2 separate regions of the Homo sapiens genome follow, and region 1 is linked to region 2. Evidence: chromatin loops called from intact Hi-C (ENCODE). Cell type or tissue: endothelial cell of umbilical vein. All regions are shown on one strand. Links, peaks and the distances in the headings refer to the core of each region. The heading gives the core; the rest is flanking DNA. Region 1 overlaps HLX-AS1 (HLX antisense RNA 1). Region 2 has its middle 120 kb from the start of LINC02817.

Evidence for each region. Hi-C counts contacts between places; a loop is a spot of excess contacts. Peaks named below come from ENCODE experiments on the same cell type or tissue, not always from the same donor. Only the 100,000 strongest peaks of a DNase experiment are listed, where the experiment ranks them.
Region 1: a loop joins it to region 2, with 6 times the contacts of the local background. A loop is called at or near these places in 1 of 110 quality-filtered maps.

Annotation. Positions count from the first base shown.
Region 1 is chr1:220,842,666-220,845,590 of GRCh38, forward strand. All of the region lies in intron 1 of HLX-AS1 (HLX antisense RNA 1), which reads right to left. Among named protein-coding and RNA genes, the nearest start is that of LINC01352, 15 kb to the left of the region's middle. In endothelial cell of umbilical vein, for the core only: no CTCF peak of the experiment used is centred there; a DNase peak (open chromatin) is centred at 1,196; H3K27ac peaks cover 883 bases.
Region 2 is chr1:221,215,892-221,218,816 of GRCh38, forward strand. No RefSeq gene overlaps it. Among named protein-coding and RNA genes, the nearest start is that of LINC02817, 120 kb to the right of the region's middle. In endothelial cell of umbilical vein, for the core only: no CTCF peak of the experiment used is centred there; a DNase peak (open chromatin) is centred at 1,340; H3K27ac peaks cover 462 bases.

The DNA of each region.
Region 1 (2,925 bases), core at 236-2,735, 370 kb before region 2:
AATTGGCTTCTTGACTTGAAGATTATATCTTTAAACAGTCTTGGGAAACACCATTTTAATTCAACAAAGGAATTCTTATAAATACAATTTAATTGCTTTTTCAAGGATTGTCTATTGAGACCCCACATTAGGTTTTGTTTTGTCTTGTTGTGTTTACCATTTTCTTGCTTGCACACTTAGCCCCAAAGGGACTGGAGAATAAAAGAAGGCTAAGCCTGCAACACTAAGCACATTTGTAAGAAAGCAATTTAGGGAAAGCAGTTTTCAGTTTCATTCAAAAGTGTCCAATATTTCAATATTCCTAGACATTTCTTGCCATAGCAGTGCCAAAATAGAGACAACTTTTGCCCTGTAGTCAACTCTGATGATGAGCCATTTTTATTGAATCAAAAAGCCCCAAAACTCCCACCACAACTCTGATCAAAATCTGATCCTTAGAATGTCGTTAAGACTGAATAGGAGTTTTATTTCTACCATCTTCCACCGCTTTATTGATTAACTCTGCTCAGAACACAACCAGCTCACAAAGGCTCAGCTCCTAGAATTGGATGAGAAAGGTTTTTTACCAGAGAGAAGGGCAGAGGGATTTTTGTGGACTGACATCTGGGGCCCAGACTGGGACCACTGTGAGCCTGGAATATTCTTTCAGTCCTCCCCTCCTCATCATCCACCCATTTAAGACCGCCTCAAACTTGAAAGTCCTGATGACTTCACATATCTTGCTGGGTCTGTAATGAAGATGCTTATAAATATTACAAAAGATTTATCACTTTAGCGTGAAATTCTCTGATACCAGCAGGGAGTTTTTAAACACAACTGGCAACAAGAAGCATATGGTCAGAGATTCAAGTTACTGCTTTCTTTCTTTCTTTTTTTTTTTTTTAATTGTTGTCTGCCAAGGACAATATATTTTTTTCCCTTCTTCAAAATAAACATTGTGCAGGAATGTGCCTCAGCAAATGGCTGGGGCTCTATTATATTTCATGCAGCTTTCTAAACAATTTTCAACCCTGGGCTGGCCTGGTGTCAAACAGAAGGCAACCAACAATAGCAAAATCCCATTAAAGCCAAGAAGGTTCCTTCCTGAGGTGAACCTGGCCAGAAATAGTCATCTTGGCTCATTCTCCAGTTTGGCACTGGGGACTAATAATGCACGGTCTCCTAATGGAAATTATCTAATTTCATCCAAGAGCTCCTCCAGAGAGAGCCGGGCTGACGCACTAACAGTCAATATAACAACATTCTTCTTGAAGTGCTGAACAATAGGCCTTTGGAGAGACTGTGATAAACCACGTCAGACTCCGGACAAACACGAGTGTAAAAATAGGCATCAGAGGCATTGACACAGCCACCTAATTTCTCAGGAGGGAGGCCCACAGAGGAGGGATTGTTCAGAATGCTTGTTGAGAATACTTCATCAGAAGTAGTGGGAGAAGGATAGTGAAGAAAGAAAGAAAAGGGATGGGGAGAGAGATAAAAAGAAGACTGAATAAGATCAAGAATGGGGAAAAAATAAGAAAATGATAAATGAAAGAGAGGAGTTAATTCTTCATCTGTGGTACAACTGTCCATGGTCTGCTAATATAAATCAAACTTTGGGTGTGATTCCCATTAACATCATGGGGCTGTGTTTCAAATGCTCTGTGCGAAGAAAAGCCAGCAGGAAATAATGCTCCATTTAAGGAGATATATGTATGTATATGTGTATATATATATATATCTCACATATGTATATAGGAGTTCTGTGAATTTACCACTATTCTAAGACCAACAGGATCATCCTGAGGCATACATTTGGTTTTAAGTTTCCTCATGTTATTACTTGTTTTCTGAATATTTTTAACCTCCTCTAAATTTTAAGCTTCTGAAGAGTAGGAACTGGCTTGTGTCTATAACGATTATCCACATCAAGACAATAAGTATCAGTCAAAAGTGTTGATTGGTTGATTATTCATTGAGCCTAATAGTCTTGAAACATCAGAGAGTCTCTCATGAGTGGGTATTTCAAGAAATAAATTTCTCCAAAATGGGTAATTTCAAGGCCCAAATCCATGTCAACACCTCCCTGATTCTGCACCCACTACCACCTTCCTACTTCCCTTCCCCACCAACAAGCTAGAAAATGGCGTGGGTTCTGGAATACAGAATGGCTTCCCTAGACTACAGGGCCTAAGATAGACCATGGGACATTCTCCTTGGGCCCAACATGTGAATTTGCAACTCTAGGCTGATGCAAGAGAACGTATTCTAGCTATATTCACACCACTGGAATAATATTCACAGTCTGAATCAAGATGGTGGCTCAAGCACATGCCTGCTTTCCCTGCCCAAACCCCAATCCAGATATATATTCAACATACAGATAACACTGTGTCTTGGGAGGGAAATTCTGTGTCTGGGGGATACCAGAGTGAAGAGCCTACTTCTTTAGATATGCTTTTGTACATTTTCAAGGTTGAACTCTGTGAATATAACACTATTCAAAAATTTAAAATTAAGTTTAAATAAGCTAATTTTAGAGTATCAATATAAAATAAAATGGAATTTAAGGCCAAATGCATAAAAGGAAAAATGAGACATATTTATATTGATTAAAAGTATACTTCATGGCTGGATGTGCTGGCTCACGCCTGTAGTTCCAGCACTTTGGGAGGCTGAGGCAGGAGGATCACGAGGTCAGGAGTTCAAGACTAGCCTGGCCAACATGGTGAAACCCTGTCTCTACTAAAAAAACAAAAATTAGCCAGGCATGGTGGGCACCTGTAATCCCAGCTACTCAGGAGGCCATGGCAGGAGAATCACTTGAACTTGGGAGGCGGAGGTTGCAGTGAGCTGAGATGGCACCACTGAACTACAGCCTGGGCAACACGAGTGAAACTCCATCTCAAAAAAAAAAAAAAAGGACAGTTAACTAAGAAGTCACTT
Region 2 (2,925 bases), core at 299-2,798:
ACTTAATTTACTTACTTGATTTAAGTAAATTAAGCCAACATACACTTGTTTATTACCTGCCTGAATGACCTATTGACCATGAGAATGAAATTTTATTGGTAGTGTAAAAAAAATTATGAAAGTTTGTTTACATTAATATCCAGCCTTCAGGGTGAACCACACTGAAGTTCTCCCTGATTGGGAAAAAATATACATATTTTTTCTTATCAGAATCTTATTTTTCTTATTTCAGAATCTTCAAGAGAAGTAGAATTTACTTTCCATGACCCCTACCACTTTGAAGAATATTTAGTAGTTGTTTTTTCTGGCATGTCTTTGTCAAAAGAATTATTTTTTATGCCAAAGAAACCTAAGAAGTATCCTAATGTCAGCACCTTCAAATGGAAAATGTTTCAAGAAGGCTTCTCATCATCAACCTGCTTTCATGTCCATTTTCATGTGAATTGTTGATGGGAAAATAGAATTTCATCACTACCGTTGGTGAAGACATTCCTAAGAACACAGAGTTAGTGCATGCAGTTACCTGGGGGGGTTGGGAGGGGGTGGGGGAAGAGGGCTTGCAGAACTTTATAGCAGCCCAGGCTCACTAAGATTTGCTATGTCCACTTATACACCTTATGAAGTCCTCTATGCCATGGCAAGTTCTCTTGGGAGTCACACCTTCATTTCTTGGGTCCCCTTGGGTTTTTCAGACCACCACTTATTAGTCACATGATCATTAAAAAGTAAATGCACCTCTCTGACATCAATTCTTAGTTTGAGAAATAGAATAATAATTCGGACCCAGCCTACCTCAAAGGCCCATTATCAAGGTCAAAAATGATGTATGTGATGAGCTTTTTAAAAGTAAAATTTATGAAGCAAACACGAAGTAGTGAATTGTGGTGATATCAACATTTTGATACAAAACTCACTTGGTTTAGTAATTTGAAGAGGATGCCATCTATATCTTTTTATAACCGGGAGCTTTTGATACCTTTTTCCTAAACTACAAAACTCATAGAACCTTCGTTAGCTTCTCTGTGCCCCAGCCCTTCAATAAATTGACATCACAATAGAGGTTAAAATAAGGCAAACTCACAGTGGCCTAGAGATACGTGTTTGTGTGTGTCTGTGTGTGTGCATTTAAGAAGATGCACGTGTACCTTTGACCTAGCACCTACCTGTGTTCATACAATTAAAAAAGAAATAATGACTCATTAAGCAAACAAGTTCTAGAAAAAAATACTCATTTAATACAATCACAGTGACTTCCTCACTGTTTCCACTTCATTGCTCCTTATGTGAGTAAAAACAACATGCTAAATGGAGACTTTCAGGACCCCGTGGGACCAATTAATGCCACGTGACTTCCTCCCTGCCTTCCATGAAAATAACTATATTATAATGGTCTGTGATATTAATATCAGCTTTGGAAAAGTCAGGCAGTGACTCCATAGGGAAGGAAGTGGCCTGTGCAAGAACTGTGGAATGTGCAGTATTTGACAGACTGGAGGCCACATCTTTTTATAAGCTACATCACAGAGTTAAACAAGGTGGGGGCACCAACTGGGCTAGTGGGTTAATTCAGGTTAAAAGGCCACCAGGGTAGTCTATCTCTGATCTTGAACTCCAAGAAAATGTGGTTACTGGGGGGAGTTTTGGAAATTAAAGTTCTCAGAAATAAAACCATTTCCAAAGCATTATTTTCCTCTGAATTTCTCCAGATTTCTGCCCACCACAGAGGCAGGATGTATTTTGACAACCTCTGTTTGTATTGGAGGGTAGACCTGGGATGAGGAGTGGTGGGTACACCTCCCAAGTGTGTTGGCAGCTTGATGGGGTTTTCCAGTGACAGTGGAGCACAGCAGAACCAAAGGGAATGTGAGCCACAACACTGGTAGCCAGTCCAGGCTTCCTTCAAATGCAGTTATAGGAATCCCAGGCCCATGCAACACCCAGGCCCCATCCTAGTCCCACTCCCTGCTGGGTCCTGGAGAGATTCAGTGTTCTCCCTGTGGCTAGGCAGATTCTCCTCTCTAGCATATGGCAATGAGCCCGTTAATTTTCTTGGTTGTAAATTGCTGTAGTGCATTAACAACACTCAAGGGTGGTCCCAAAGCACAATTGAGGATATTAAGTTCTCCTGGGAACAGATGTTTAATGGTACATCTAATTATCCAGGAAAGATTGCCTAAGACAATGATCTAGATCCAATTCCTGGACAGTGGCTAATGGTTTGGCCAGACAGTCAGAGGCTTGGAAGGAATAATATTGGAGAATTGGTGATGGGGAAGATTAGGGAAGAATGAACCCAATGTATGAGAATATTTGTGCTTCATCTGCATGATCCCCCAAAGGTTCCCACTGTGGGGAAAACTTTAAATAATTAAGATGAAAAAATGACTTTTTGTTGTTGTTCCTAGAGATGTCCATCAGAATCTTTCCCTGGTGCTAGACCAATGGACTCCAGAGCAGCCATGGTGGCAGGGATGAAGGCTATGCAGGAGCCTAATGACAAGGACTTTCTCTCATCATGGTGACCTGCCTAGTGACTCAGCTGAATTCCTAATTGATCAGGAGTAGCAGCCAGGTCTGACAACCAGTATGACACTGTATCAAAGAGTTCCAATCAACTACCTGGTAGAAGCCAATTATATTGAACCCTTCCATCGTGGTAGGGGCAGAAATTACCCTCACTGGAATAGATAGCTATTCTATATATAAGTTTACCATCACTGCTCTACTGTGCTTCTACTAACACTTTCATCATGTTTAAGAACTCAAATTCGTAAACATCACAATGGAAGTCTCATTCTACATTCTTATGTTTTATAATCATATTATTTTCTTGACATTTATTTTCCAAATTCTTGAAATAAAATTGAAGGTGACTCATAATATAAGGGTAATGTCATGCAAATAAACTTTTGAAATAATTTAAAC